2 separate regions of the Homo sapiens genome follow, and region 2 is linked to region 1. The links are chromatin loops, found by intact Hi-C in ENCODE. Cell type or tissue: GM12878. All regions are shown on one strand. Each heading gives the region's core, and the rest is flanking DNA. Links, peaks and the distances in the headings are about the cores only.

What was found. Hi-C counts contacts between places; a loop is a spot of excess contacts. Peaks named below come from ENCODE experiments on the same cell type or tissue, not always from the same donor. Only the 100,000 strongest peaks of a DNase experiment are listed, where the experiment ranks them.
Region 2: a loop joins it to region 1, with 5 times the contacts of the local background. A loop is called at or near these places in 2 of 110 quality-filtered maps.

Annotation. Positions count from the first base shown.
Region 1 is chr2:38,255,460-38,272,259 of GRCh38, reverse strand. It overlaps LOC105374467 (a long non-coding RNA gene), which reads left to right and starts at 57. Exons shown (of 3, transcript XR_939973.1): 1 at 57-218; 2 at 358-446; 3 at 3,032-3,167. In GM12878, for the core only: a CTCF peak has its summit at 11,688; DNase peaks (open chromatin) are centred at 6,726, 10,029, 11,226 and 11,609; H3K27ac peaks cover 6,015 bases.
Region 2 is chr2:38,028,726-38,045,525 of GRCh38, reverse strand. It overlaps RMDN2-AS1 (RMDN2 antisense RNA 1), which reads left to right and starts at 9,185. Exons shown (of 4, transcript NR_102712.1): 1 at 9,185-9,376; 2 at 15,606-15,671. It also overlaps a transcript of RMDN2 not described here. RefSeq lists a silencer at 6,860-6,929. In GM12878, for the core only: a CTCF peak has its summit at 7,279 (motif pointing right); DNase peaks (open chromatin) are centred at 7,165 and 7,555; H3K4me3 peaks cover 940 bases; H3K27ac peaks cover 3,268 bases.

The sequences.
Region 1 (16,800 bases), core at 5,865-13,864:
TCATATGCCCACTGTCTAATAATTAATAAGTACTAATGTTTTGTCCTTTCAGCCTCAGCTACGCATCGCTGGGAAATAATTATTCATGGGTCTCCTACCGTTTTGTGCATCTGTGAGCGAAATACCGACTGTCCCTTATCCTGGACTATCTTTTCAAGGTTGTTAGTGTAGTAAATAACTTTGGAAGATGGAGACAGTGTTTCTCTTCAGAGTAAAGGGTAGGTTTGCTTACAACCTTGGAAGATAACAGTGTCTCTTTCTGGAGTGAAGAGTAGTTATGCTTCATGCTTATTATGAAACAGTCAGATTCCTAAGCTCAGGATGCCTCTCCTGTAATCCATCCTTCTGTGTGTGCAGGTGTCAGCTGTCTCTCTTCACATCGGCCTGGGGAGATAGGGCTTAGGAAATTGGTGCACAGATGCTGATATCTGACTACTGCTATTGCTGTGAGTAATAAATAGTCTTTTGTCTCTGATTTAGGAGTGTCGTGTCAGTATCCATGAAACAGTAGCGGGCTATTATTTAAACTATCCTAGGCCACAGGAAAATATGAAAAAAGCTCCAAATTTATTTTATAAAGCTAGAATAATTAATACTAAAGCATGATAAAGATAGAAAAAACTAGGCAACTTCATCTACAAATACAGAAGCAAAAATTCTAAGCAAAAATTAGTCAATAAATCCTATAGAAAATTGTAAAAATAATACATAGAAATTGAATCAAGTTTATTTTAGGTGTGTAAAGATAGTTTAAAATTAGAATATTTATCAGCAAAATATATCTACTAGGTTAACAGATGAAAAGAGAAAATAACTATTATAACAGTAAATTATAAAAGGCATTTCATAAAACTTAAAAATTACTAATAAAAACTTCATGTAAAATAGGAGAATAAAACTTTTTAAACATAATAATAACTATAGCAAGCTATGAAATACTGAAGCCATTTTAAAATCAGGAACAAGGGATTGCCTGCTATTACCATTATTATTATTCTTTTTTGGAGATGGAGTCTTGTTTTGTCGGCCAGGCTGGAGTGCAGTGGCACAATCTGGGCTTGCTGCAGCCTCCACCTCCTGGGTTCAAGCGATTCTCCTGCCTCAGCCTCCTGAGTAGCTGGGACTACAGGTGTGTACCACCACGCCCAGCTAATTTTTATATTTTTAGTAGAGACAGGGTTTTGCCATGTTGGCCAGGCTGGTCTCGAACTCTTGATCTCAGGTGATCTGACCGCCTCGGCCTCCCAAAGTACTGGGATTATAGGTGTGAGCCACGGTGCCCACCCTTGTTACCATTATTTAGTATTGTTTTGGAAGTTTTAAATAATGCAATAGTACAATGTGTAAAATATTGGAGAAAAACAAAATAAATTATCTCTTTTTTTTTTTTTTGCAGAAAATATAAACATAATTCAGTTACTTAGATAATCTGTTAGAACTTAGTGACTTAAATAACTTACCAGGATGGAGAGGAGAATTAAGATGGCTGAATACGAGAAACATAAAAAATCAATAGCTTTTCTCTAAATGAGCATGTCCAGTTAGAAATGAAAATAAGAAAAAATTTTATTCTTGATAGAAACAAAAACTACAAAATACTCAGGAGTGAGTCCAATAAGATGAGTAAAAGACATACTTGAAAAAAAACATAAAATTGTGTTAAAAGACATAAGACAAAATCGAATAAATGAAGAAATAGACACTAAATTTATAATGTAAGATTTAATTTACAGTGCCAATTCTTGTTTATAATCCATATTAATATACAAATATAATTAAATTTAATTGGAATAAAAATGATTATTTTCAGTGAGTGGAGAGGAATAGACAAAAAGATGTTAAAGATGATATGGAAGAACAAGTGTCTGAGAAGAGTTAAGAGTGGTGACTTGCTTTACCAGGTAGTTAAATTTAAAACTAAGCTACAGGATTCAGACAGTAAGGAACTGGTGCTAAAATAGACCAGTGGAGAGAAGAAGAGAGTCTAGGAGTAGAGTGAATGAACATAAAAACATAATGAATGACAAAGGTAACATATTCAATTCAGTGGGAAAAGGATACTTTAAAAGACAAATTGTACTACCATACATGGGTAGGCCTTTAGACAAAAATAAAACCCTCCTAATTCAGATCCCATTCAAAAATAAATTCCAGGTGGATTAAAAATATGAATATAGGGCATGGTGGCTCATGCCTGTAATCCCAGCACTTTGGGAGGCCAAGGCAGGTGGATTGCTTGAGGCCCAAAGTTCGAGACCAGCCTAGCCAATATGGTGAAGCCCCGTCTCTACTAAAAATACAAAAAGTAGCCAGGTGTGGTGGCCTTGTAGTCCCTTGAGGCAGGAGAATCCCTTGAACCCAGGAGGCAGAGTTTGCAGTGAGCCGAGATTGCGCCACTGCACTCTAGCCTGGGTAACAGAGTGAGACTCCATTTTGGGAAAAAAAAAAATTAAAAATAGCATATTAGAAAAAGTTTATTAATAAAAGGAGTTTCCATGTTTCCCATCCTTTCTACCCCAAGAGTTTCACATGAAACTGTAAGTCAAGAATGAGCGCCCCACAAGCAGCCTAAGTACTTCATGGGCTCTTTAGGTTCCCAAGGCCCTGGGGAAGCCAGTCATAGAAAGGCAGTATGATGACACATAAAAATCAGGGACTTGAGACAGACAGACATGGGTCAGAATCTCAGTCTGACTCCATAACAGCTGTGGGGCATTGGACAAGCTATTTAGTTTCTGTAAACTTCAGTTTTCTCTTCAGTGAAATAGTACAATAACTCTTGGAGGTCTTCAAAGGATCAAATTCACTGCTGTGAATTTGTGAAAGGGCCTAGCTCACTGCCTGAGACATGTCAGGTATTCAATAAATGCTTATTTCCTTCCATCATTTTTAATTTCTGAGGACTTGCAAAAGAATTAAATTTCGGATGTTTGTGAAAGCTTTCATTATAGCAATATTCACTCTCTGTAACTAGGAAGAAAACTGATATAGAGATACTCATTTTAATTCTTTTGGTTCATGCTTCTTCCAGAAACCTGAGAACTTTCAACACTGGCAAACCAAATGGATGATTCTGCCTTGTACAGAAGAAAATCAATAAACATTAGCTCTTCTGAGGCAGACAAATTACAGAAACCGCAAGTCCCACAGTGTTTCATAATTTTATGACAAATACCATCTGAGTTACTTACAGCTCTGGATGAGAAATCTACTCTTACCAGGATCCCAGTGATTATGCCCAAAGTTGGCCATGTCTCCTTCTCTTAGTTATATTGCTTTGTGCCTATGATTTGTTTGCGTTTTGGCCTACTGTGAGCTTGGCCATCTCTTGGTTTGATGGGTTTCCCAGCCCTTCAAGTCAGCCAATCTCTGCAGAGGGTCCTGGGAGGCTGCCTCCAACACTGGGCACCAACTGTTGGCCCTCAGCTCCAGCAATAACATGCCAGGCTGACGCTTTATTTCTTTGGAACTTTTTCCTGGTTTCTGGCTCAACCTCCTCTGCTCATCCAAGAGAAGTATCTTTGAAATCCTCAGAGAATGACCACTCCCACCATCAGCCTTGGGATTCAGTTTGCCCTGGGCCAGAGGGGGGCCCTCATATTTACTCCTGCCTCCGATGAGTACATGTGCCTCAGCCCTTGTGGGTGTCTTTTTCTTCTCCTTGTAGATAAGATTGTACCTGTTAATAAGAGATTGTATCTTGTTTTCCCAGTGTTTTAATGAGAGATTATTTGAGTGTAAGGAACAGATACTCCAACCCCCATTCCAACCCCAGCCTAAGCAAAGGATTTCTTCTACAACTTCAAGGGAAAATCTCTCAGACTTCCAAAGACAAGACACAAAGTACAGTCAGACTGGAAATGCGACTGGAATGTTGGGAACTGAGATCTCCTCTCCAATTCCAAGGCTCAGATGATCTCGCTCATCTCTGTCTCTCTGTGTCCTCTCTCTTTGGTTGCTTCTAGTGTAATGGACCAATATGGCTGTCCCAACCATGACTCTACATAATGTTTCTGTTCAATCACCTACTTTCATCTCATGATTTATTATTTCTGTGACAGTTCAAATACTGGAAGAGTCTGGTTGGCAGTTTGTCAGCCAATAGATGAACAGATTTGAGTTAGGTGTCAACCTCAAATCCAATCATTTTTGACTGGAGGGCAGGGGCAGGTAATTGGCATTGGCTGTGAGCCAGGGCAGGTCAGCTACCCAGGAACTACTTAGGTCTCATCCCTGGTCCTTTACATTTAGATCAAGCCTGATAGTTGAAAAGACACATTCACACACTCTGTTATTTACTTGCTTGCTGAATTCATTTGTTCATTTAACATTTCTTGAGCACGTCCTATATCAAGTCCTGGAACAGGTATCACTGCACTAGGCCCCATGTCTAAATATGTGTGTGTTGTCCCCAAGGCAATTTTATTAATGGCAGGGGTGCAGGTTTAACAAGTAAGCGGGGATGTGATGTAAGTGCAGTGAAGGAGAAAGTTGAGCTTCTGTGGACAGATAGAGAGGGATATAACTTGGGCTTGGGAGTAAGGGGAATGAGTCAGGCTTGATCATCTTTACATATCCCAGAAGTCAGGAGGTTGGCAAGGCAGGTAAAAGTGTCAACTGATTTGAGAGATGAGATAACGCAGGCTCAGAGGGGTTAAGTGATTTGCCTAGCACCACACTGCACTGGAACAAGGACTGGGGTCCAGATCCTCAGACTCCTGGTCCAGTGCTCACTCCTTTCACTTGAGGTACTGTCCTACCCACTCACCCCCCATTCTGCCCCAGGTCTGCTTTCACGGTGTACTGGGTAGGCCTTATCATATGAGTGGGTGCTGGGAGACTTGGCTTGGTCACTGCCTTGGCACCCACTGTGGGCACACATTCTAGGCAGATCCTAAAGCTTTCAAGGCTAGGGTCTTGGGGCAGGATGGGAAAGGGGAGGAGGATGAGAAAGAAGAGAAGTTGGGGATTTTGTCCCCATTTTTTCCTGGGAAGGGGTGACTGGGGCTCAGAAGTCTAGCTCCTGTGACAGGGCACATCTCATTCACAGGCACCATGGGCGGGAGAGTAGGGGAGACCTCAGGCAGACCCCCACCATGCCTCTAACAGGCTGCTGAGGTGGAACTGGCCGCACTGGAAATCCCTGCCCAGAGGAGGCCCAGCCATGCAGACCCTGCCAGATGGCTGTGTCCCAGCAGGCCACAGGGCTATCCCTGGGAGGTGATATGGATTTGGCCTAGAGAAAGGTGTTGGGAGGAAGTCAGGGCAGGTGGAAGTTTCATCATCCTTTCCCTTCATCCATCCACTTCCTTTACAGTTGGTTTCCCTCCTGACCCACATCTCTCTTTTCTGTTGCCAAATAGGTGAAGACCATGTCACACGGACAGTGGTCACAGGGAGTCACATGGAGGTTTTAGAGAGTTCATCCACACCACTTCCTGTTAAATGCACTTTCCTTAGACTCAGCTCCCCACATTTCTTGCTCTTGCCTTATTCCTCTTGAAGGGTGAGATTATCTGGGTCTGATATGGTTTGGCTGTGTCACCCAAATCTCACCTTGAACTTTAATAATCCCCACATGTCAAGGGCAGGGCCAGGTGGAGATAATGGAATCATGGGTGTGGCTTCCCCCATACTGTTCTTGTGGTAGTGAATAAGTCTCATGAGATCTGATAGTTATATAAGTGGGAGTTCCCCTGCACAAGCTCTCTTGCCTGCCTCCTTGTAAGACGTGACTTTGCTCCTTCACTGTCTGCCACATTGTGAAGCCTCCCCAGTCATGGGAACTGTGAGTCAATTAAACCTCTTTTCTTTATAAATTACCCAGTCTTGGGTATGTCTTTATTGGCAGCATGAAAACGGACTAATACAGGGTCTGTTTCTGTTATGATAGAAATATAGATAATTCTTTTTACCGTAAGAAAACCAGCATTATGGACATGATCAATAGTAGCTGATGCTGGACCTCCACGCTGAGTAGGCCACAGGACTGGTGCGACCCAAAGAAGACACAGCCCTGGAGGGGCCAACCATTTCTCAGTGCCCACCTCTGACTACCTCGGAGGCCTGGAATCACTAGCTCTTTCTATTTTTTAAGAGACACTGGAAATGTGAATTAGAAAAATTCAGTACAAAATTAATACAACATTTCTAAGAAACATAGGATGAAACAAACAAAACAGGATTTGGCTTGAAGATAAGTCAGTTTGTAAGTTCTGATCTACCTGTTCTTCTTTTAAAAAATCTCTTCCAGGCACTTCACCTTTGGCTTTTCTTCCTCAAACCCTATAACCCTAGTCTAACCAGGAGACAACATGAGACAAACCCAAATTGAGGGACATTCTACAAAATATCTGACTAGTATCCTTCAAAATTGTGAAGGTCATGATAAATGAGGAAAAACTAAAAAACTATCACAGCTCAGAGGAAATGAAAGAGACATGTTGACTAAATTCAATGTGGGATCCTGGATGAGATCCTGGAACATTAGTGGAAAAATTGATGAAATCTGAATCACGTCTGCAGTTTAATTGATGGTACTGTACCAATGTTCATTTCTTAGTTTTGACAAATGTAGCATAGTAATGAAAGATGTTAACACTAGTGGGAACTGGGTCAAAGGCATATGGGAACTCTCTGTACTATATTTGCAACTTTTCTGTACTTCTCAAATTATTCCAAAACAGAAAGTTTATTGAGAAGAAAAAGTCCCTTCCTAGCCTGAGATAACCTTTGGTTGTTATGGTTCTGAAAATGAAGCTAGGTTTCCAACGTCAAAACAAGTGCGATCTCATTGGTATCTTTCCTTCAACCTGTGAATATCCATAGCAGTGATCTATCAACTCTTTTGGTTCAAATGGTACCAAAGACTCTTATAATGGGCCTGTGGGCCCTCAGGTTCAGGCAGCTTTGGTCTCTCCCTTCCTATCAGTAAAGGATGGTCAATTTCTTGGCCTCACACACTACTACCCTCCCACTCTGACTGCCCTATGGGTTGCTGGAGTGAGTTTGAAATTCACAGAGTTAGGTGATGACATTGTGCCTAAGGATATGGTGGTTTGACCTGTTAGGCTGTGCAGCTGGATCATTTTCTAAGTGGCCTCAGGCTTTGTGTGGCAGGATCTGAGAAGAACCTCCTCTTTTCTAGGAAAACATTCCCAGTGTCAGGAAAATTTATGAGGCAGAAAGGGCTGAAGTGAGCTGTCAGAGGAAAGGAAGGGCCCATATGGTGGAGAGGAACCTTCACATATATTGTCATCTCTCCAGAGGAGTTAAGTTTCTCCAAATTTGTGGTCCCTCTAACTGCACAGGAATTAAATTACTCTGCAGGATTCCCAAGCAATTATCCCTCCTCACAAAGCAGAGCCTGTCCTTTCAGGACCCAATCAAGCGACCACAAATCAAAGATAGCTTGGACTTGTTCCACTAATAGCATGGAAAGCCTGCTGAAGTTGCTTGAAAAGAGAAGTGGTTCAGATATCTCTGGTCTCACAAGAAAAGCTTCTGTAATGTCAGATTATGGTTTCCAAATGGCTAGGTGGAGAGGGGCATCGCATTTCTCATAATGAGAAGTTATTTATTGCACCACAGAACCAACACTCTTCCCCTTGCTCACTTGCACAAGATAAGATGAAGAGTCCTTTCAAGTTGAATCCAGTCTCAAAAGAAAAGCAACACATGCACTCCCAGCTAATGTTTGGTTTTTAATTCTGGTGTGTAGGGAAGGAGTGTGGGGGCTCCCTCTGCGCGTGGCCTGAGGAGCTCTGCAGGGCTCTGTTGCCCCAGCCTCTAATGCTTGGAGCTGGACTCATTGTTCCTGTGTTAGAGTTTAGTGGAGGAGGCAAACATTAATTAGATCAGATACTATTTTAGAATATAGGCACTGCTCAAATGCTCCAGAACAGGCCTCAGAACAATGACAAAGGCCTTGAGGGGTTGCATTTGAGCTGGTTCTTGCAAGAGCAATAGAGAGAACTGGACAGGAGGACTAAATTCTTAGTTATGGAATTCAGTTACAGTTACTTTGATTCTGAAGTCAAAGGTACAATCTTTTTGGTTAAGGCATCTTTTCGGCTATAGGAGTTTCCAAGAGAGTCTCTATCAAAATATTAAGAACCTGTGCTGTTTGCCATCAATCTAACAGAAGCCCTTCTTTCTTCACGGAACTACTTCCTCCCGGTGTCCTTGCTGATGGCCCGGAAGGAGCTGCCAATCCCAGAACTCTGCATCCTGGCCATGGGGAGAACATGTGTCCATCCCTCTGGCTACAGTGATTGGTTCAGGGATGGGCACATGGCGGAATCTGGACCAATCAGAGGCTTTCCTAGGATTGTTTTAAAAGAAGTTGGTGGTGAGGGCTTTTTGGCTCAGGGAGTCTGGAGGGATGGGAATCTGGAGGGATGGGAATCTAGAGCTCCCAGAGGCTATGTTTGTGGTCACACAGAGAAAACTCATCTCTACTGGAGAGAATGAGAGAGGAGAGACAGAGAAAGAGGGATCATCATGGCACTGAGGCTGGATTCTAGTTACTGGGAGCCCAGGTATGTGTGTGGATGTTCCACTATCCTTCCAATAAAGCCCCATTTTAATTAAACTTATTTGTATTGGGCTTTGATATGGTTTGGATCCGTGTCTTCACTACATCTCATGTTGAGCTGTAATTCCCGTGCTGGAGGTGGGGCCTGGTGGGAGGTAATTGGATCATGGGGGCAGATGTCTCACGAATGGTTTGTCACCATCCCCTTGGTGCTGTTCTCATGATGGTGAGTGAGTTCTCGTGAGATCTGGCTGTTTAAAAGTGGGTGGCTCCTCCCCCACGTCCTTCTCTTGCTTCTGCTCCTGTCATGTGAGATGCCTACTCCCCTTTCACCTTCTGCCATGATTGGAAGCTTCCTGACGCCTCCCTGGAAGCAGATGCTACCATGCTTTCTGTACAGCCTGCAGAACCATAAGCCCATTAAACCTCTTTTCTTTATAAATTGCCCAGTCTCAGGTATTTCTTTATAGCAATGTGAGAACAAACTCATACAGGTTTCAGCCACTCTCAAGAAAGAATAATCTAACTGATGGACTCATCAATGTGCCTGTTTTCTCTGGTTTTCAGTAAACACCATTCCCAGATGGGCAAGAGAAGTTCTGCTGCTGGTCTGGCACTGCTGGCTTCAGAGGCACTGCTGTACCCATGTTTGGGCTCAGAGATGTCAGAGGCCTCTGCTTGTCAGGAATGAAAGGGAGCTAAGGCAGAAGAGTAAAATGATGAAAACATCATGGCCAGATAGAAGCAAAACCAGAGAGCAGAAGTGTGGATTGTTCTTTCTGGGTTTTTATAGGTTTTGCCTGTTTGACTTTCCAATAAGGTTCTTTTGAAGAAAGGGTTGGGCAGCTAAAACAGTTTTTTATTCACTGGCTTAGAAGACCATTAGTTGCCTCCCCCAGTCTAAAATCCTTTATTATTCCACTTTCTTGGTCACCTGGCCTTTGCTGTGTTCACGGGAGGGACTGGCTCAGGCCAAGAATGTGGAGGGGGAGGGGGCAGGGAGGTGATCATGTGGATTGGAAATGGGACTAAGCTTACACCGAAAACTCACAGTGGCCTCAATTCCGTGTCCCCACTTCTGCAGGCCCCTGCTGAGATAAGCCTGGGAATAAGTCAGCTCTGGCGGAGTTTCCGCCTCAGCTGGCCACCCGGTCCTCGCTCTCAGTCTTTGATGCTCCATTGCAGTCAGAAGGGTATGTGTGGGCATGCAGGTGGTCTGCGGGTCTCAGTCCAGCAGGAAAGCAGCTGTTTGCCAAGCACAGGTGCTCTGAGGCCTAGGGGATCTGAAGAGCCTGCTGTGAGTGTGGTCAGATGTCAGGTCAGAGGCAGAGGTGGGAAAAACAGAGGAGAAGCACGTGGGGAAGGAGAATAATGAGTTCCTTCATGACTCTAAAGGCTCTCAGAGTCTGATTTTCAATTATAAATAATCCCAGGATCTGTTCAGAGCTCAACAACAGCCCCTAGTGCCCTGCAGCTGGGCAGAGCAGTCCACGTGGCTTTTTGGATCTTACGTGTGTGACAGCCTCCCGGTTCACAGCCTTTTGAAGTTGATGGAAGAGGCGTTCTGGAAACACAACTGAAAGACGTTTGTCAAACTGAAATCAAAGTTACAACCACATTTGTTTTCTGGGTTTTTGTGCAGATATGTTAACAAGGAATGTTGTGCTTGCAGTGGAGAACATCTGTTTTAGACAGCAATTATTTACTGAGCATCTAATGTGTGCCGGCATACCAGTCCAGCACCAGGTATTTGGGTAGAAGAGGAGGCCTGGAGAAAGAGTCATTGTCCCTGATTTTCATTTTAGTGGGGGAGGCAAGCACTATGATACTATGCTAGAATACAGGCCCTGCCGAAGTGCTCCAGAACCAGCCTCAGAGCAATGAGGAAGGATTTGAGGGCTTGCATGTGAGTTGGCTCTCGCAAGAGCAGAACTGGACAGGAGGACTGAATTCTGAGTCCTGGCGACAAAATTCAGGAAGCAAATGAGAATCCAGAAGTCCAGCACATAAGAGCCAGTGGAAGGGAAGAATCCAGCCGAGGCAGAGGTCTGTGGGGAGGGCCGTGCGTGAGCGGGTGGATCCAGCAAGGCCCACAGATCAGCAAGGAAGCCAGAGAGTGGGACGTTTTTGGTAAAACCCGCTGCTGGTGATGGCCTGGAAAGATGTTTTCTGAGAAAGCTTGGGCAGCTTGAATGCTGGGAGAGGGTGTGGTGGTCCCTGGGGCAGGAGACCCTTCTTTCTGACTCTGTAACCACAGCCCCGGTCTGCTTCATCACTCCGTGGGCAGTGATGGTCTGTGCCCAAAACGCTGTGATTCGAAAAGAGATAATTTGCAGGCAACATGAAGAAGTCCCAAAAAAGACAGTATTAGAAGAAAATGTCCTTCAAGAGTTTTAATGTAGGTGGAGAGAAGGCAGGATGGAATTCAAAATCATGTTTTGAAAGGACATGGTGTCCTTTCAAAGCTCCAAGCGTTGCTTTGCTGTGCTCTGGGCATGCCTTGGGCTGGATGGGAAGAAAAGTGAAAATAAAGTGTGTGTGCATACATGCATGTGCACGTGTGTGTGTGTGTGTGTGTGTGTGGTGTTTTCTAAAATATCAGAGGACAGGATGTCTGACAAAAGACTCTTGTTAAATGTGTTGTTGAATTAAGTTGCCTTGGAAAGAATTTCTAAAAAAGCTTTCAGAATCAACACTTCTCAGTTTCTCAGCAAGGATTTTGCCAGAGCAATAGAAAAAGACATTACATTGTTCCCAATTCAGTTCTAGCACTCTCTTTTTTTCCTTGCATACTGTCTTCACAGGAAGGAAAAAGTTGTCTAAGGGAGGAAGACTCAGGGCGTTGCATCGGGACTCCCCGTTCTCCTCTAAATCCTACCTCTTACGATTCTTTTCAACTCTTTTTCCAAACTTTTAAAGGCTTTGTGGACTTCTTAGAAACCGAAAGTTCCCAAGAATAGAATACGTGTCCACTGGAAGTCCCCGTAGGTGCCCAGGGCTGGCGGGACTCTCTTGGTGGTGTAGGACCTTGCTTGGATGTTGAATGTGTGGGAAGGACACCCACAGGGGGAAACCCAGGATGGTGGACGTGGGGCCAAAATATGCAGCAGCTGCAAAGGATCTGGGTACTTGGCTCTACTGCCCTCTAATGTGAGAGAAGCCCAGATCAACACGGGAGGGAGTGGGCGTTAGACAACCTGCAAAGAGACAGATCTGAGAGGTGCGGCTCCCCGTGGACTTAGTGTCTTTCAGTGAAACCACCGTTCACTCCTGAAGATCTGAAGATGGAGGAAGTTTTTCCCATCCTACTCTCCCCTTTTAATTTCCTAAGCAAAATATCATTTCATCTTTCTCAGTCCATCTTTTGTGTCTGATGAATGGATTGAGCTAGATAATCTCTAAGGTCTTTCCAGCACTAACCTCCTATGCAAGGTTGGCTGCATAATTTGCAGGGCCTGAAAATGCAAGGCCCTCCTTCGAAAATCAAGGAAAAATGATGTGAAAATTACTAAAACATAAAATTCCTTCCTTTCCTCTGTACTTTCCCTCTCGACTTGTCATGAAGTTTTTAAAATTTATTGTTGTTCTAAGAAAAGAAAAATTAAAATTTAATGATATTAGCATAAAATGGCAATTTTAAATGTAAATAGAAGAACATTTAAATTTTACGCAGAATCACTAAAATTATACAATTTATATTTCTCAGTTTGTACATTCATATATATTTTGTGTTTGCCAGAACAATGGAAATGCTATACAAAATGAGCTCAGATTGTTTTCATTTCATTTTTTTGTATGAGGACTTTCTACCAACAGTCTGTACCTTTGACTTACTGATGAGTAAAGAAAAACTGAGCTGGGTGCACAGGCTCACACCTGTAATCCCAGTGCTTTGGGAGGCTGAGAGGGGAGGATCACTTGAGGCCAGGAATTTGAGACAACCCTGGGCAACATAGTGAGACCCTATCTCCACAAAAAAATTAAAAATTAGCTTGGCGTGGTGGTGCAGGCCTGTAGTCTTAGCTACCCTGGAGGCTGAGCTGGGAGGATCGCTTGATCTCAGGAGTTCAAGACTGAGAGCCATGATTGCAACACTGCACTCCATCCTGGGCAACAGAGCAAGACCCTCTCTCTTTTTTGAAAGAAAAGGAAAGGAAAAAGAACAACTGAAGGGAAAAGGAACTATGAGTTGCCCCATTTCCCCCTGTCCTTCTGTGTCACCATTTTCACCGTAATTGGTTGGCTAATACAGGAAAATCACATGAGTAAGAAAGCAAAAAGCTGATACAGGAAAAAAAATCAACTGTTTCTGTAAAAAGTAATAAAAAAGGAGCCATCACAGGATCTTTAATATACAAAGATGTTACAAGAAGAAAGAAGGAAAGTAGTAGGAAAAACAAATATCAAATGAAGTGCAGACTCTAGAAGAATGTTGCAGCCCATGTCATAAAACTATGACATTAAAAAAGAATGAGGCCGGGCATGGTGGCACATGCCTGTAATCCCAGCACTTCGGGAGGCTGAGGTGGATGGATTGCTTGAGGACAGGAGCTCCAGACCAACCTGACCAACATGGTGAAACTCCATCTCTACTAAAAATACAAAAAATTAGCCAGGCATGGTAGTAGGCACCTATAATCCCAGCTACGTGGGAGACTGAGGCAGGAGAAGCGCTTGAACCTGGGAGGTGGAGCTTGCAGTAAACCAAGATTGTGCCACTGCACTCCAGCTTGGGCAACAGAGTGATACTCCATCTCAAAAAGAAAAAAAAAAAAAAAAAAGGCCATACCACTTACCTGTTAAAATGGCCAAAATCCAAATCCAAAACACTGCCAACACCAAATACTGGCAAGGATATGGAGCAATAGGAACTCTCATTCATTGCTGGTGGGAATGCAAAACGGTAGAGCCACTTTGCAAAGCAGTTTGGTAGTTTCTTACAAAACTAAACATACCCTTACCATACGATCCAGCAATCATGTTCCTTGGTATTTACCCAAATGAACAAAAACTTGCACACAAATGTTTAGAGCAGCTTTATTTATAACTGTAAAACATGGAAGCAACCAAGATATGCTTCAGCAGGTGAATGGATAAATAAACTGTGGTACATTTAGACAATGGAATATTAATTAGTGCTAAAAAGAAATGAACGATCAAGTCATGGAAAGACACGGAGGAACCTTAAATGCGTATTACTAAGTGAAAGAAGCCGATCTGAAAAGGCTTCATATGATACCAACTATATGACATTCTAGACAAGACAAAACTATGGAGACAGTAGTAAGATCTGTGGTGGTCAGGGGTTTGGGGGAGGGAGGGCTGAAATGGCGGGGCACAGAGGATTTTTAGGGCAGTGAAACTACTCTCTATGATAGTATAATGGTAGATACATGCCATATATCTGTCCAAATCCATAGAATGTACAACTCCAAAAGTGAAGCCTAATGTAAACTATGGCTTTGGGTGATATTGATTTGTCATTGTAGGCTCATCATTTATAACACGTGTATCCCTCTTGTGGGGGATGTTGATAGTGGGGTGGGGGCTATATGCACATGCAGTCAGGGAGTATATATGAATACTGTATTTTCTGCTCAATTTTGTTGTGGACCTAAAACTGCTCTAAAAAATAAAGTCTATTTAAAAAAAAAATATGACTGGGCACAGTGGCTCGTAATCCCAGCACTTTGGGAGGCCAAGGTGGGTGGATCATTTAAGCCCAGGAGTTCAAGAGCTACCTGGGCAACATGGCGAAACTCTGTCTGTATTAAAAGTACAAAAAAATTAGCTGGGCATGGAGGTGCATGCCTGTAGTCCCAGCTACTCCGGAGGCTGTGGTGGGAGGATCTCTCTCTCTCTCTCTCTCTCTGTCTCTCTCTCTCTCTCTCTCTTTTTTTTTTTTTTTTTTTTTAAGGCAGAGTCTCAGTCTGTGGCCCAGGCTGGAGTGCAGTGGCACAATCTCAGCTCACCGCAACCTCCGCCTCCTGGGTTCAAGTGATTCTCCTGCCTCAGCCTCCCGAGTAGCTGGGGCTACAGGCATGCCACCACGCCTGGCTAATTTTTGTATTTTTAGTAGAGACAGGGTTTTGCCATGTTGGCCAGGCTGGTCTCAAACTCCTGACCTCAGGTGATCTACTGGCCTCAGCCTCCCAAAGTGCTGGGATTACAGGCGTGAGCCACCGCACCTGGCGGATCTCTTGAGCCTGGGAGATGAAGGTTGCAGTCAGCCACGATCATGCTACTGCAATCCAGCCTGGGCCACAGAGTGAGACCTTGTCAAAAAAAAAAAAAAAAAAAAAAAAAAGACAAATATTTTAGAATTAATTTTAAAAGTAATTAAACCAAGGACCCAAAGCAAAGAGACAAAAAGATCAGGGAGAGATGTATTGAATTAAAAGTTGCTAATATATAAATAGGGATAATATAATTTACCAAATAAGTTTCAAGGGATGATAACATATCTATATGGACCAATTACATTAGAAGAAAGCGAGAAAGCTGTCAAACATCTATCATCCCCAACAAGCACAGAGCCTAGAATTTAAAACAAAAACAAAAACAGACCCTATAATTGAAATTAGGGCTCTGTTGGAAGGAACATGAAGGAAAACTGACACTGTTGATTGTAGAGGGTATACATGAGAAATCTGAGCAAAACAAAAAAGGATTTCAAAGGCTAGGAGACACTATTAGCCTGTGTACTCTTAGAACAGACTCTTACCTTTTACCTTCCATAAAATGAGTTTTATCCTTCTACAAATTGAGGTATAGATTTTTAAAAATAGTCTCATTTATAGTACTATATTATCTTAAGGATTTGAAGTATAAAAAGTAAAGGCATGCTTATTTGAAAAAGGCAAAACTTCTAAAAAGTAAAAAGCAAATACTTTAAAAACAAAAAGACAAAAATTTGAGAGTGAAAAAGAAAAAGGTTGAAAGAAAATGATGGAATGGGAAGACAGGGAAAGGAAATATGAATAAGTGAAGGACCAAGAGAAAAATTATGAAATGAATGGGACAGAACACAAATTTATTGATATAATTCAACACAACTTCCTGCAATAAGCGACTTGAATGTGCTTAATGGAAAAGTAAACAGGGTCTCAGAGAAAATTGACCAAGAATGATCGACATGAAGACAGATCTTAATAAATATACTGCAATTCAACTCTATTTAAAGACTCCTGGGAGCATTGTCTGAGTTCATAATCGTAACCTCTATGTTCTTTCTGTTTGGCATTTTGCCATTCTTTTATAGTCAACCTTCCTAAAATTTTAAACATTTTAGTTATTTTCTTAGAAACAAAATGAACAATAGATGGAATTAGATTTTGTTTTGTGAGATTGTCTACAAGTCTTTTTCTTCAATTTATACAAGCAATAAGTCTGTTATTTTATGTTGTGTTTTTGTTTTGACCACTTCCGTAAATATTTCACTGTATAGACTCTTTGCTATGTTTTATCATCCAGGCAATAAGATCAAGTCATGTATAAAGCATAAGCAGACTGATCGTTGGTTTCTCCACAGCAACATTCAATGCTAGAAAACAGGCTGGGCACGGTGGCTCATGCCTGTAATCCCAGCACTTTGGGAGGCCAAGGTGGGTGGATCACCTGAGGTCAGGAGTTCAAGACCAGCCTGGCCAACATGGCGAAACCCTGTCTCCACTAAAAATATAAAAATTAGCCAGGTGTGGTGGCGGGCATCTGTAATCCCAGCTACTTGGGAGGCTGAGGCAGGAGAATCACTTGAACCCGGGAGACAGAGGTTGCAGTGAGTGGAGATTGTGCCATTGCACTCCAGCCTGGGCTACAGAGTGAACTCTGTCTCAAAAAACAAACAAACAAAGAACAGCAGTGACTCCAAAATCCTCCCAGAAAGAAAGTTTGATTTGCAGATTTTATATCCAGCCAATCTTTTATTCAGTTATAGAGGCAACTTACCATTTGAACATCCAAGAACTCAGGGAATATAGTTCCCATGAACTGTTCTTAAGTAATTTACTAGATAAAAGAGTATATTCAACTGCAAGAAGCCTGGAAAACTGATAAAAACATTGGTGGTGAACATTGAATGAATCCATCGAACTGTAGAATCTAGACCTAGGTAAATATGGAAATTAGGGTGACATAAGAGAATGTAAATATTATTTTCCTTGATGATATGAACCATATGTAACTAACAAAAGTTGGAAAGTAACAAGAGAAAGAAGGTGAAAAGTTATATAAGTGCTTACTATAATTGCTACATTAAAGCAGGG
Region 2 (16,800 bases), core at 4,064-12,063, 220 kb after region 1:
CTTGTTCCACCATTCTAAAAGGTGAGGAAGAAGTTGCCTGCTCCTTTTTAAAGATTAGGTGAGATGAGATGCAAACATCAAGATTAAAAACATATGCATAGAATTTATAAATCTAATATGTATAACAGGAGCCTACATTTGTGCAGCAGTTTCTTCTGTTAAGCCTGTGCTAAGAGTGTAAGAGTGTTACAGGCATTGTCTCCTCTGATAGTCATAGAAATGCAAAACTGGTTCGACTGTTGAAAAGCCCTTACTAATTTTCTTCTATAGGGAAATAAATAAAAAGAAAAGCATATACAGAGAAGAAAACCAGAACTTTTCATCAGAAGCCTGCATTCTAAAGCCAAAATACTATTTAAATTACGTATTTTCTATTGCACTTTCAAATGAAATTTAGATACACATTGGGATCTTTCTCTTTTAATAAATTAACATACAGAGTTATATAAACCTACTCTTGACAAAAAGGACAAAAATAATCATGTTATTACTATTTGATACCATAAAACAGAAAAAAAAAATATCTAGAATAAGAGCTTGAATGCATGGGGCTATATTACACCACAGCTCTTACTACACAAATTTGGATGTGTCACTTGCCAAATCAAGTAATCAAACCTATTATACTAGGATTAGGGTTTTACTTGGGCATTACTCCTACATTATACTAGCATTACCAAGGAATTTCATAATATTTATATAAAGCACTTTATATGGAAAAAGTAGACAACATGCAAGAATAGGTGGGTAATATAATCAGAGAGCTGGAAACCCTAAAAAGAATCAAAAGGAAGTGCCAGAAATCAAAAATGCTGTAACAAAAATATAGAATTCTTTGATAGTTCATCAGCAGAGTGAACACAACCAAGTAAAGAATCACTGACCTTGAAGACATGTCAACAGAAACTTCACCAAATTGAAATGCAAACAGAAAAAAGAATGGAAAAAAAAAAAGAAAACCCAAACAGAACATATAACAACTGTGAGGCAATTATAGAAGGTGTAACATATGCATAATGGGAAATGGGAATAACAAAAGGAAAAGAAACAAAAGGGCAGAAGATATATTTGAAGTACTAATGACTGAACTGTTTTCAAAATAATGACAGATACTGAATCACAGATCTAGGAAGCCCAGAGAAAACCAGGAGGGATAAATACCGAAAACAAAATCTGCATATCATATTCAAACTGGAGAAAACCAAAGACAAACAGAAAACTTTGAAAGAATTCAGAGGAACTAAATACTTTACCTGTAGAGAGACAACAATAAGAATTACATCAGATTTCTTATCAAGGAAGAAGAGTGTAAAATATTTAGTGTTGAAAGAAAAAAAGAAAAACTACAAATTTAGAATTCTGTATCCAGTGAAATTATCCCTCAAAATGAAGGAAAAAATAAGACTTTCTTAGACAAACAAAAACTGGGATAATTTTCTTGCAAGGCAGGTCAGTAAAATATTTTAACATCTATTGCAAAGTCAGTAGACCTCCTTTGCAAGAAATATTAAAAGAAATTTCTAAAAGAGAAGGAAAATGATATAGATCAGACACTTGGATAAAGAAAGGAGAACATCAGATAAGGAATAAGTGAAGGTAAAATAAGGCATTTTATTCTTCTTATTCTTAATTATCTAATAGATAACTATTCAAAGTAATAATAGCATCAATGTATTGGGCGATTATGGCATATGGATAAGGAAAATGAATGACAGCAATGTTAAAAAGGATAAGAAGGAGGAATCTGGAATATATTACTAAAAGATGTCTGTGCTACCCATGAAATGATACAGTGTTACTTGAAAGTTAACTTAGACTACTTGCAAATGTATTTTGCAAACCATAGGACAACCACAAAAATGTTTCTTGAAAGAATTATAATATAGTAAAGGACGAGAGAAAATGGAATCATATAAAATACTCAAAGCCAGAGAAGGCAGAAGAAGAGGGGAAGATGAAAAAAGGAAACAAAGAACAAGTGCAATGAATATATAAGTTACAAACAAGGTGGATATTTATCCAATAATATCAACAATCACTTCAAATGTGAATGACGTAGTAGACATACCAATTAAAAAACAGAGACTGTCAGAATGGATTGGATCTGACTATATGTGGCCTATAAGAAACCTACACTAAATATAAAGACACAGATTAAAAGTAAAGGGATGGAGAAAGCTGTATCATGCTAACACTAATTTAAAAAAGCTGCAGTAGCTATATTAATTTCAGACAAAGCAGATTTGAGACTAAGAAAAATTGTCAGAGACACAGAGATGGTCACTACATAATTTTAAAGGGGACAATTCTCCAAGAAGACATAACAATCCTCAATGTGTACACACATAACAACAGACTGTCAAAATATGTGAGGCGAAAACAGTTAAGATTGCAGGGAGAAATAGACAAATCCACTCTTATAGCTGGATAGTTCAACATCTTTTCAACAACAGACTGATAAAACAATCAGAAAATCAGTGAGGATATAGCTAACTTTAAACAGCACTGGCAATCATCTTGATATAAATGATATAGAATTCTCCATCCAATAGAGCAGAATACACATTATTCTCTAGGTCACATGGAACATTCACTGAGAGAGACCACACTCTAGGCCATAAAATATACCTTGACAAATTAAGAAATTAAAAATCATACAAACATATTCACAGACCATAATGGAATAAAGCTAAAAATGAATAACAGAAAGATAATTGGAAAATCCCAAATATTTAGGAATAAATTAAAAATGTATAAATAACAAAGTAATTGAAGAAGACATCTCAAGAGAAATTTTAAAATATTTTGGATTAAATGAAAATGAAAAGAAAACTAATCAAAACTTGTGGGATGCAGTGAAAGCTGTGCTTAGAGGGAAATTTATAGCACTGAATGCATATATTGCAAAAGAATAAAGATCTAAAATCAGCAATCTAAGCTTCCACCTTATGACACTAGAGAAAGAAAAACAATATAAGCCGGAAGAAAGCAGAAAAAAAAAATTAGAGTAGAAACCAAAACTGCTGTTAGAAAAATAGAGAAAATGAATTAAACCAAAACCTGATGTGTGTGTGTGTGTGTGGTGTGTGTGTGTGTGTGTGGTGTGTGTGTGTGTGTGTGTGGCGGGGGGAGGTTTTGGAAAAGATCAATAAGATTGATAAATCTCTGGCCAGGTTCACCAAGAGAAAAAACAAGGAAGATACAAATGACTAATATCAGAGATTGGGGAGGGTTTATCAGTACTGATCGCAAGGCATTTAAAGGACAATAAAGAAAGAGTATAAATAGCTTTCTGCCTACACATTTGATAACTTAGATGAACTGGACTAATTCTTTGAAAAACACAAACTATCAAAACACACACAAAGAGAAATAAATAATTTAAAGTAGGCCTATATTTACTAGAGAAATGCAATAAATAATAAATAACCTTCCAAAGCAGATAGCAACAGACTCAGATGGTTTCTCTGGTTATTGTACCAGACAGTCAAAGAAAAAATTATACCAATTTTCTGCAATCTCTTGTAGAATACAGAAGGAACGCTTCCTAACTCATTCTGTGAGGCCAGCATTTTCAAGTACCAAAATCAGACAAAGAGAGCACAAGAAAGAAAAACAACAAACCAATATCTTTTATGAAAATGATAAAATAATCCTTAAGAAGATATAAGCAAACTGAATCTAACACTGTATAAAAAAAACTACAACCATACTCTGTGCCCAAGTGGGGTTTATTCAAGATTTGCAAGGCTTAATCTACATTTGAAAATTAATTAATATGATCTATCACATTAATACACTAAAAAGGAAGATTCATATAATCATATCAATCAATGCAGAAAAACCATCTGACAAAATCCAACACCCATTCATGATAAAAACTCTCAGCAAAAACTCTCAGTAAAAAGGAGGAATTTTCTCATCTTGATAAAGAAGATCTACAAAAGGCCGACAGTTAACATCATAGTTAATGGTAAGAAACTGGGTACTTTCTCCTCAAGATTGGGAACAAAGTATATATGTCTCCTCTCACCAGTCTTATTCAACATCATATTGGAAGTCCTGCTTAGTACAAAACGTCCAAAAAAAAAAAAAAAACCAATAAAAAAAATGAGGAAAGAAGAAATAAAACTGTCTTTGTAGATGACATGTCTGACTCAAATGCATCATGGTTATAAATATAAAATTTGAAACTATAAAACCTCTAAAAGAAAACAGGAAAAAATCAAGGAGGAACACATGCTAAGAAGTAGTAGGAGAGGAGGGCAGGTAGTAGATACAGTGTGCATTTGTCAGACACTGCTGGGTGCCTTAGTGTTGATTGTCTCATTTAATTCTTATAGCAAGGCCTGATCCTTGACATCCCGAGTCAGATGGTGAAACTGGAGAAGTTAGGCTATGTAGAAAACCCCCCAAAATGAACCCAAACCTCCTTCAACTAATAAACAATTATAGCAGGATACAAGGTTAATATACAAAAGTCAATTGCTTTCCTATATACTTGTAATAAACAATTGGAATTTGAAATTAAAAACACAATAGCATTTCCAATAGCACAAAAATGAAATACCTAGGTAAAAATCTAACAAAATATGTACACAATCTATATGTGCAAAAGTACAAAACTCTGATGAAAGAAATAAAAAATCTAAATAAATGAAGAGCTATCCCATGTTCATGGATTAAAAGACTCAATAGTGTTTAAGATATTAATTTTTCCTAACCTGATCTGTAGATTTAATGAAATTCCACTCCAAATCTAGGTAAACTATTTTTAGATAGTGCCCCTCTGATTCTAAATTTTATATGGAAAGGCAAAATACCCAGAACAGACAATACAATACTGAAGAATGATGTTAAGAACTAAAATTACCTGACTTCAGGACTGTCTTAGTGTGTTTGGCTATTACAACAAAATACCTTAGACTCGTAATTTATAAACAACATAAATTTATGTTTACAGTTCTGGAGGCTGGGAAGTCCAAGATCAATGTACCAGCAGATGTGGTGTCTGGTGAGGACTTGCTCTGCTTCATAAATGGCACCTTCTTGCTGTGTCCTTACATGATGGAAGGGACAAGGGAGCTTGCTTTTATAAGGGCACTAATCCTATTCATGACAGTAGAACCCTCATGACTTAATCACTCTCCAAAGGCCCCACTTCTTAATACCATCATATCGGGCATTAAGTTCCAGCATGTGAATTTTAGGAGGATGCCAACATGCAGACCATAGCAAAAACTAACTATACAGCTATAAAGTTATAAAGACAGCGTGGTATTGATAAAAGAATAGACACAGAAATCAATGGAAGAGGTAAGAAAGTTTAGAAATAGACACACAAATATAGTCAACTGATCTTTGACAAATAGTAAAAGGCAATTCAATAAAGACTAGTCTTTTAACAAGTAGTACTGGAAAAATTGGATGTCCATATGCAAAATAATAATAATAATAATAATAATAATAATAATAATAATGAATCTAGACACAGGCCTTATACTGTTCAAAAACATTGACTCAAAATGCATCATGGACCTAAATGTAAAATTCAAAACTATACAACTTCTAGAAGAAAACAGGAGAAAACCAAAGAGGAGGAGATGCTAAAAAGTAGTAGGAAGGGGCAGGTAGGGCACACAGTGTGCATTTGTCAGACACTGTCCTGGGTACCTTTGTGCTTATTGTTTCATTTAATCCTTATGGCATGGTCCGATTCTTGACATCCTGGGTCAGATGGCGACACTGGAAAAGTTAGGTTCATGGGAGGGCAGGGCCAGCCTGGCACCCTTCCCAGCTGTCCCTTCTGACCCCATGTGCACCTTCAGGGAACCCATTCTGCAGCCTCAGACACTGGGTGATTTTCTGGCAAGGGAGTGAGAGACAACTTCCTTCTTCTGTTTCAAACCTAATTTATCTCCAGGTGGAGTCAGGGCTTTCTACTTAATGATAGGAGTGAAAAGGCAGAAAAAATGACAAAATCAGGGCGAGGGTGAATGTTCCCATCAAAGCAGAAATGATGTAAACCTTTTGTATTTTCCCAGAGAAGCGGGGGCTGTAGATAGCAGCGACTGTGCTCCTTAAATAAAAGAAGGGTCAGCGACTTCTGAGAAATGGGAAAATGGAGTGCCTGGGGGTGCCCAGGAAGAACTGAAAAGACTGTATGTTGGCTTCCATCCGAGGCTGATCTATGGGCTTCGGGACCAGACAAGTGTGAGTTAGAATCCCATTTCTGTGACTCACCGGTTGAGTGAAATTAGGCAAGTTCCTTATCCTCTCTGAGCCATAGTTTTCTCATTTGTAAAATAAGGACAATCCCAAGTGACTAAATTATTTTACCATAATCATATGGATTAGTTTTAATCCATATGAATATAGTTAAAATTATATGAATATATAATCTTAATCCATGAACATTTTATCTCTCTCTCTGTGTGTGTGTGTGTGTGTGTGTGTGTGTGTGTGTGTGTGTGTGTGTATAGCATCTGGCTTTTAAACTGTTGCTCAAAAATATTATTTTCATTGTCACTTGCAAAGCTCAAATCAAAACTGAGCAGAAGGGAACACCCTTCCCTGTTTGGCTGCCAGGCGGTACACCTCTATGGGAACCACCAGCCTGGCCCTCCGAGTGCTGAAAGGGGCGAAACCTATCAGGGCAGGGATGGGATGGGAGATGCCAAGAAATGACCCAGTGATCCTCCCCAGGATCAGGTCTGGCCAGCCCAAAGTGTCTCTGCCCTTACTAATGCCGGAATACTTGTCAGTCCCAACCCTGTGGGCTGTGAGAAGCACCCAGTGTAATCAACCCACCTTCTATTCCGATTCCAAAAGGCTTTTACTGGGTGCCTGCCATGTGGCAGGTTTTATTCTAGATGCTGTGAATAGAGGTTGATGATGAGTGGTTGGTTTGGCCCTAGCGTAGCTCAGCAACTATAAAAGAGTGCAAACCATGCCTTAAAAAGCTGAGGCTTTAGCTCCAGGCGCAGCTGGCTCCGAGGCGGGGGTTGCAGGCAGCGGTAACCGGGCCTGAACCGTGCAGGAGACAGTTCGGAGTTTCCCAGAAAACAGCTTGCTCAATACGGGGTATCAGTTTTCCTCCCGGCACTTTCCGCCTTGTACCGAGATAACTGAATCAGTAACGCAGAACTCAGCTCATTCTATTGTTGGGGAATCCCAAAAACACCCCAAGGGAGAGAAAGACAAAGTGCTGCACAAAGAGACTCGCAGTCGGCGTCCGCCCTCGCTTGAACGCGTCCCCCTTGCGCCCGGGGGGCGCTGCGCTCCCTCCAGGAGAGGACGCTGCGTCTAAGTCTAAGAGCCTCCAGTGGAAAGTCCCGGAAGCCCTCCCCTGGGCTTGAGATTTTTGCTGGCTGAAATGGAGCCTGGAAGTGCTTTTCTGTGGTTTAGATGGGGAAGGAATGGGGGAAAGAAACGGTTCGGGAAAGGGGAGAATGGAGGGGAGAAGAGGGAAGGAAGATGGCAGGAGCCTCGGAGGTCAGGCTTGCAAGCAAAGCAAACACCAGGCTCCAGAGGGGTTTGCAGGCTACAGAACACCGAGTTTCGAGAGAATCACATGTTTATCTTCTCTTAAAATTCTCATACTGAACGATCTGGATGTGACTCAGCTCACGCAGTCGCTAGCTGTGGCACCGTGTGAGCTACTTAACCTCAGAAAGAGTTTCATCATCTGTAAAATGGGCATCACGGCCTTGTGGAATGGATTAAAAGAGCCAAAGTGCATAAAGCTCACGCAGTATCCTTTATAAGCAGTTTGTAGGTCTCCTTCCTTGAATTTCTTTCAAGCTCCCAATAGCCAACGGGAAGCCGAACACACTTTCACACTAAAAATGGGAATTCAGGGAAGTATCATCAGGTTCTGAACTATGTTTTAAGACTCAAGTCAAACACCAAAACTGAGTCACCACCTAATGTGTGTGCAGCACGTGTTAGGGGCAGTTTGCTATGTGATGACTTGAACGACAGTTTCTCTCTCCTGGGACTTTCATAAAATTCCTTTGGTGTTGCCACACACTTCTGGGATTCTCCACAATGAGCCCATTGCTGAGCCTGTCTCTGCAGATGTTTATTAAACAAGCAGAATTTAGGGGAATAGTCAGCAAGTCTTCACCAAGTTCTTCTATGTGGGCAGCTTTTGTGGTGTGGCCAGGGTATGAGGATAAAGAGCAACTTGGAAAAGTCTGGGGAGAATTTAAGTAGCCTGAAGAGTCTCTGTCCCTCAGGGAGGAAAGCTGAGAAATCGTTTCCATATTTATGTGTCAATTGCTTTATGTCCATTTATTTGATCTTCCTTACAAAATCTTGCATAGAAAATTTCATCCTCATTTTACAGATGAGGAAACTGAAGCTTAGAGAGCTTAGGTCACTTACCCAAGTTCATCCAGGTAGCAAAGTGTCAGGTCTGGATTTAAATCAGGTTGAGTCCAGTACCTTTTTCTTTTTTATATCACGCTGCCTTTCCCTAGAAGCCAAAATTTCTAGGAAATAAATGAACTGCAATGACAAAGCAGCACATTTTCCCATGTTCTTTGCTCTTGATCCCTACCTACTCTTTTCCCGGAAATAGACAATAAAGCCACCAGGATACCTGAGACAGCCTTGGTCATCTTTGTACCGTAGCCAGCACCATGGATTTTTGCCTAGTTACTTTCCCATCAGATTTTAACAGAAAGAACACTGTATTTGCCAGCTCAGTACAGCATATCTCTGGCTCTGTTTTCTCCCCAGCAGGAATCCGAGGGTCTGTCTCTGTATGTGTTATCATCAGACTGGTAAAGAGTTACATGTGTCAGCACAGAAGAAAAGAGCTTTGATGTGAGTTCAGCATGTAAGAAAGCCTTCATTGCTGTCATGCTTTCAACAGGTTCCCCACGACCCACCACTGCCTGCCAAGATGAATGTAAATGAAGCAGAAGTCTCACAGGGTAAATTCAGCTTCCCACGACCTGCAGTTGGACAGGGTGGCAAGGAGATGATGATAATTCCATGGCTCCCAGCTTAATTTCTCTTGGGGAGGGGTATGTGGACTCTTGCTATCCTGGAGTCCATATCATGCAGGACTCCGGAACATAAAAGGCAACAACAGTGAAGTGAGTGCCTGTTACAAACAAGGCTCAACTCAAAGCTAACAATTCTTCTTTATTAGGATACCACTGATCAGAGCTGCAAAGTGTACTCACATCTGTCATTTCGTGTCATTCTTACATAAATCCTGTAGCTGGGCACAGTAGGAAGAAGCATTCTCATCATGGCCACTTAGCTTGCTCGAGATTACACAGAACCATGCCTCTGGTTTCCTGGTACAGTGCTCCGGCAGGTGACGGATGCTCCTGGGTGACATATCACGGATCTCTCTGAGGTGAGATCTTCATGATTCTATATCATAGGCATCTCTTTATCTTCAAGTTGGGCAACATCAGCAGGGTTCCCATGAGTATGTGCCCAGCGAGGCTATTTAGTTCCTCTTATCTTTTTTTTTTTCTACTTGCCCTCGTTTTTCCTGAGATTTTATTTCCTTCCTAGCTGGCATACCTTTCCCTGCTGTGGTATTCAGACCTAAATAGTGTGTGCACCTATTACCTCTGCAGAGTAATTACTGTTTGGTACCATGGTAGAGTTTCTGTGTCCAGATACGGTTGTGAATGCTTGGAATGTAACATTGGGAAAGACAGAACTATTGCTTGTAAGTGGATTTGTGGACATCATGGTGCTATGAGAAAACTAAGTTGAAGATGCTCCTGCATCTTGCTGGTTAAACTAGATATAAACCAGTTGCTTAATAATTCATAGCCTATCCTATCTGTTTCCCACCCTCCTTATCTTCCAGGGACTCATTTATTGAATAACTCATTTTACATGCCTCTTTTATCATATACATTTTTATGTGTATTAGGATGTATTTATGGACTTTATATTCTATTTCACTGATTTGTCTATTCATTCATATTTCTTTGAGTATGATAGCTTTATGCATTTTTTCTTATCTGGTAGGTATTGTTGCCCCTCATTGCTTGACTTCTTCAGTATTTTCACAACTACTCTTACTTGTTTGATTTTCCATTTGAACCTCAGAACATAAAAAGAATCTTGTTGGTATTTGTATTGGAATTTTATCAAATTTGTAGATTAATTGAAGGATATTGGATAATTTTAGGATGCTGTCTTCCTAATCAAAATATAGTGTGTCTTTTTATTTGTTCAAACTTTTGGGGTTCCTTCAATTTCTGCTTGCCTATCAGACATGATTCTTATATTTATTCCTAGATATTTGATCTTGTTTTACTCAGGGTAAATGAGGCATTACCTTCCAGTACACCTTCTAACTGGCTGCCATCTGTATTTGTCATGGCTACTGATTTCTATATATTTATTCTTTTATTGTTGAAGAATGTTTTGTAGTTCGTTCTTTCAGGTTTTTCACACGTGAATTTATTTGCCAACATAAATGATACTTACCATATTCTGTTAATGTATTACTTTCAAATATTCTAATTTGTTTGTCTTTCCTAATTAGAGCTAGTATCTCTAGAACAATATTCAATAATAGTAGTGACAGTGTCATTTTTCCTGTCCTTACTTCAGCATAAATGCTTCTAAATACTTTGTTAGTAGGCATGATGAGCTCAGATAAAAAGCTTTTTTTTAAATATTAAAACAGTATTCCTTTATTTCTACTTATTAAATTTTAAAATCAAGAAAACATTCTTGCCCTTTAAAATATTTTATATTTGTATATGTTTTATCATGAAAATTTTAGTAGGGTATTAATACGTATAATTTATAAATAAATAAATATAAATATATTAGGGGATGACAATTTTTACAACCGATTCAAGCATAAAATAAGAAAGTTTGGAGAGCATGGGTTTAGAGGATTATAATAAATTTTTAAAATTAAAATATCATTGTTTACCACAATACAATTTAATCCTTTTTGATAATGCTGAAGATACTTCAGGATCTCGAATGCTTTAGGATCAGCATTAGGGATACTGTTTATCTTATCAGTTGGTTGAAGGTTGGTTAACTAAGAATAAATCACTGGAAGTTCACCTGTTTGCCTCTGAAAAAGTCTGATCTTTATTGCCCTCTGAATGTCTTCTTCTATGCCAGACAGTTCCAATAAAGCAACTATAACTAGGCTCCCCTAGCCCTCCTGATCTCCCCATCATGTAGGAACCTAATATGTCCAAGATAGTGGTAGAGGGTGAGCCTATGTGGCCTGTGCCCAGCCTCTCTGCATCATCCTCACACAAGTTTAGTGTCACGGCTGAAGGATGCTCTTCTCAGCAGAAGTGGGATAAGAGCTGACACATCTACAGGCAGAGCAGTCAAAGGGTGGGAAGAAACCTGACCTCCTAAAGACCCACTGCCTTGCCTCAGCACAGTGGTGACTTCCTGTCGAGGACACTGCTAGAAGTCTTTCTGAGTAGATGATTCTGAAAAGTAAAGAAACACTAATATTCTTTGTAGTTACAAAATAGGAAAAGCTAGCTGGGGGGATAAACGTCAACAGATTCTTTTAATAGGATGCCTAGCTTTCTGCAAATTTTTACTGAACCAAGACATGTGTTCTTGGTTGATTAATACATGCAGTGCAAAAACTCAAAACAATATGCTGATATATTCCGTAAAGATAATTCCCAGGCTAACTGTGGTTTGTTTTACATTGTCAACAAGAGCAGGAGGTTGGGGGAGGAATCTCATGAATTCCTGGACATGGAAAGTTTGGATTCCCATGAAATGACTGATCTGAAATCTAGAGTAAATTTGATCTCAAATTTTCTCTCTTAATTATATAGTGAATATTGCAAATTCAATTCAACTTTAAAAGTATTTATTGAGCCCTATGAAAACACAGAAGCAAGATCAGATGTAGTCTTTTAATCTATGCGGAGAATGAATGTGTGTCCACATGGAGTAGATAACAATTCAAAAAATATAGAATTGGATAACAATGTAAGAAACATAGATGGTGTTGTGAAAGGTCAGAGAACTCATGACTGATTGTTGGGATTGTATCACTAGGAGTTTCTTTAAGTATAGCAGAGCAAGAGAGGTAGAAGGACACATGACTTTCATCCCCCTTCCAACAACAATGTTCTGAGACCATAGGCTTAATCTAGTCAAGTCTGCTTGACTTTCTATAGAGTGGGTTTCTGAAGGTTTTGATGATCTCACCATGGGATGGGAAGGAAAGGACAGCTACTTTTAGCTAGTTTGTGTACTGCCAGTGTTAAGGCAAGAAAGAGAAAGTAAAAATCTACTAGTAACTAACAAAGGTGCTTTTGGCTATAGAATTTTCAAATTTGGTGTCACTGAAGCCAAATGAGCACATGAAAGGATGCTTGACGTCACTGGTCAGAGAACTATGAATAAACCACAGTGAGATACTACTACATGTCTGTTAGAATGGCTAAAATTAAAGATTAAGACTGGCCATAGCAAGTGTTAACGAGAACATGGAGCAACTGAAATTCTCATGTATTTTCAATGGGAATGTAAAATGGTACAGCAGTTTGGCAGTTTATTATAAAGCTAATGTATACTTACTGTGTGACACAACAATGCCACTTTGGGGTTTTTATGTCTCCCCTCCCCTGCCCCCAACCCAAAATAAAAACATGTCTGCTGAAATAATTATATGTGATTTTTTTTTTTACATTTTTTGTGACGGACTCTCGCTCTGTTGCCCAAGCTGGAATGCAGTGGTGCGATCTTGGCTCACTGCAACCTCCACCTCCCAGGTTCAAGCGATTCTCCTGCCTCAGCCTCCTGAGTAGCTGGGATTACAGGAACCCGCCATCATGCCTGGCTAATTTTTGTATTTTTGTAGAAACGGGGTTTCCCCATGTTGGCCAGGCTGGTCTTGAACTCCTGATGTCAGGTGATCCGCCTGCCTCGGCCTCCCAAACTGCTGGGATTACAGGCATGAGCCACTGTGCCCAGCCTGTAAGTGAATGTTTATTTCAGCTTTATTCATAATAATGTCAAACTGTAAACAACCCCAAACAGGTGAATTTATAATTACATTATGGCATATTCAAGCTATGCAATACTACTGAGCAACAAAATGGAATGAACTATTGATATATACAATATCATAGATGAATCTCAAAAATGTTCAGCAAATGGAGACAGACTTAAAACAGTTAACATTCTATGATTCCATTAATATGGTATTGTAAAAAAATTAATCTATAGTGACAGAAAGCAGATGTGTGGTTGCCTGAGGCTGTGGTACAGGTAGGTGGGAGAGTGAGGGGAAGGAAGCCAAGGGAAGTTTTTGGAGCGATGGTCATGCTCTATATGTTGGTTGTGGTAGGGGTTACGCTGGTGTTAAAATTTGTCAAAACCCATCAAACTGTACAATTAAAATTTGTGCATTTTACTGTATGTAATTTATACCTCAATAAAGTTAATGTAAAAAGAAAATGAGGCACTCTTTCTATGAATGGGTTTTAGGGACAGGTAAACCAGTGAGAGAGAGAGAGCACTCACTTTTTTTCTTTTTTAGAAGACTGAGGCTGAGTGATAGGCAGCGGCATTGTTGTGCACAATCTGCTTTGTTGTATGATTCTCTTGAGACCTGACTCAATTTATGGGCTCCTTCTTTGGGCAAGAAACTTAAGTTGGGGTCTCATTATTGTGTTCTGGGAGCGTTAGGTCACTGCATTCCTCATGGGCTCCAGGCATCCCGAGGAAGGCGTCTGCTCAGGAAGCATGCTCAGCCTTGAAACTGAGAAGGGAGGTCAAATGAGGATGTGCATCTTTTGCTTCTGCACCTCCAGTAATTTCTTCTCTTTGTAAAGAAGCCAGGTGTTGATAATAGTCACTAATACTTAGTTGAGTGAATGTAGGAAAACCCAGATAAACTTTCCTCTCATCCACAGATTTCTCTGGCCAGTTCAGGGAGACAAATGGAAGAGTTCATTTGCGGGAGGGGATTTGTGACAGTTAGGTAGATCATAATCTCAACTACTTTATGAAATGTAAATTACAGTTCTGTAGAAGTGAAAATTCACAGCATTACATCAAAATAAAAAAGGAAACAAAGCACTGGTGGGGGAGGCTGGGAGGTGGGAAAGGGACCTGTAGTTTCAGCTACTGGGGAGGCTGAGGTGGGAGGATCACCTGAGCCCAGGAGTTCAAGGCTGCAGTGAGCTATGATTGCATCTGTGAATGGCCACTGCACTCCAGCCTGGGCAACATGGCAAGAGCCCATCTCAAAAAAAAAAAAAAAAAAAAAAAAGGGAAACAAAGTATGACTATGAGCAACTCTCTTGTGGAGAAATGGCCAACATCATGTGCAAATAAGGGTTCCTTAAGTAGTACAGGGCACCTTACTAGGCCATTCCCATGAATTATCTCATTTAGAAACCAAACTTCCTATCCAAGGCCCATCTTAAATTACTGTTTTCCTTTCCAATGAACCATTTTCCCTCCCTATGGGAGACACTTAAATGTTCTTGGCCAATTAAACAAATGTTCTTGGCCAATTAAGCAAATTTCAAGAAGTCTTTTTTTTTTTTAGAAGTCTATCTTTTTTAGCTGCCTTAAGCACTTTTTAGAAAAATGAAAACAAAGGAAAAGGAAACAATCAAGAATTCCCTAAGGACATTACATTTTAAATAATTTAAGACATTGTATGGCTCTGAATGTGGTTATTTTCTCGCTGTGCAGGCCAGAGCTGGAAGTCAGCCACCTGGGCTTAGTCTTCACAGTCTTAGAAACAAAGTGTGTGACCTTCAGCAAATCTAACCTTTGTACCACTTTTCTCCATGGTCAAATGATGGTGATATCATTTTCTTAAACTATCTTAGTGAGTAAAAAGGTTTCACTGAAATACTGGATGTGGTAACAGTTTGAAAAATTAAATGTTTAATAAAAATCCATGTAAAGCCAGTTTTTTACAATTAAAAGAAAACTTTTAACATGTTGTAAACATAATATATGTGCTTTCACTATATGGACTGGATCTCTAAAGCAATAAACATCATCAGTCATCTTTTACTTTTCCAATTCTCTTAACAGGTTGTTAAGAATGATCCTCTGTGACTGCACTAAATATTTTTTAAGTTGCATACTGAGGTGTTGCAGAAGTTACTTTATTATTAAAAAAACAGCCTGGGAACTGAAGCCTAGAAATGGGATAAGAATTATAATTTCAAGACAAAAGCAAGCAACTGGGTCAGAGAAATGATACAATGATTAACCTTCATATGTGGTCTGTACTTCATCCAATGAAGGGTGTAACAGTAAAAAATAAAGTAGAATGCACACAGATCTGTAATGTTTTTGTGGGGAGTAAAAAGAGTATCATGAATTTGGTCTAAGGCTGGCGCTGGCATTGTCACAGACTCATTGTCTGATACTGCTTGGCTGTGTCCCCACCCAAATCTCATCTGGAATTATAGCTCCCATAATTCCCACATGTTGTGGGAGGGACCTGGTGGGAGGTAACTGAATCACGGGGGAGGTTTCCCCCATACTGTTCTCGTGGTAGTGAGTAAGCCTCATGAGATCTCATGGTTTTATAAGGCAAAACCCCTTTCGCTTGGCTCTCATTCTCTCTTGCCTGCCACCAGGTAAGACGTGCCTTTTGCCTTCCACCTTCTGCCGTGATTGTGAGGACCCGCCAGCCACGTGGAACTGTGAGTCCATTAAACTTCTTTTTCTTTATAAATTATCTAGTGGTGGGTATGTCTTTATCAGCAGCATGAAAACGGACTAATACACTATCTCTTGTGCCTGATCTGCTAGGCTTCCCCACCTCCTGCCCCACCCTCCCCTCCACTCTCCCTGCTCCCTAGTCCTCCTCTCCCTCTTTCTCCACTCTCTCCTTGTCACATCATATCTGAGGGTAGAAATTACTTTCAGTTTTTTTTTTTTTTTAAAGGAAACTTAGGAACACGTGAAATGTTTTTCTTCTTCTTGAGTTGTTTAATTTGGTTTAACAAATGTTAATTGAGCACAGGCTGCCAGGCAGGAGATACAAAGGTAAATAATATGAGGTCCTTGTCCTCACGTTATTGAAGATCTTAGGGTAGGTCAAACTAAACGAAGATGCAAAAAAATGCTCCAGGGCTTTGAGGTGGGTGAGAGCACAACTGGCTATGTGGATCAGAAGGTTTTGTGGCAAAACTTCCATCCCTTGGCCCAGGCCTTGAGTGGGAAGGGAGATTTCCATGAGTGGGCATGGGGGAAGGTGGCCCCAAAGGCAGAATAAAAACCAAGCAAAGGGCAGAAGAGTGCCAGGTGGGTTTCAAGCAGCACTCAATCCCGTGTGCCTGGAATGTAGACAGTGTGTGTGTGCAGTTGGGGATGCTGGAGATCTGCTGGAAAGGCAGACTGGGTGGGAGCGTGGGGTACACAAAAGGCCTGCTGAGAACTTCAGCCTTTATACTGTAGGCCTTGTGAAAGAAGGTGGGAAAATATTGCTGTTAGTCTGCTTTTACTCACAGGACTTTATTTGCATGGATATGTGCCCGCCCAGTCTCCTGTTCTTTGCCTTCCTGCCCCACATAAAAACAGCTGCAGCCTCAGGAAAGTGGTTTGAGGGAGCCATGGCAGATTTGACTCTGGGGATGGTCAGGAGGCAATTTCCAACCTCCGCATCAGCTGGCTCCAGTTACAGCTTTTTTCTGGGGGCCTGCATTGAGCTTCAGACCCTGACCTTGACCCCCAAGGAGAAGGATATAAAAAGGGGCTTGCTTGGTTCCCTGCTCAGCGCCCACAGTGACTAAGGCTCTTACTGGGACCCGCCCACAATTGGAGGTGAGA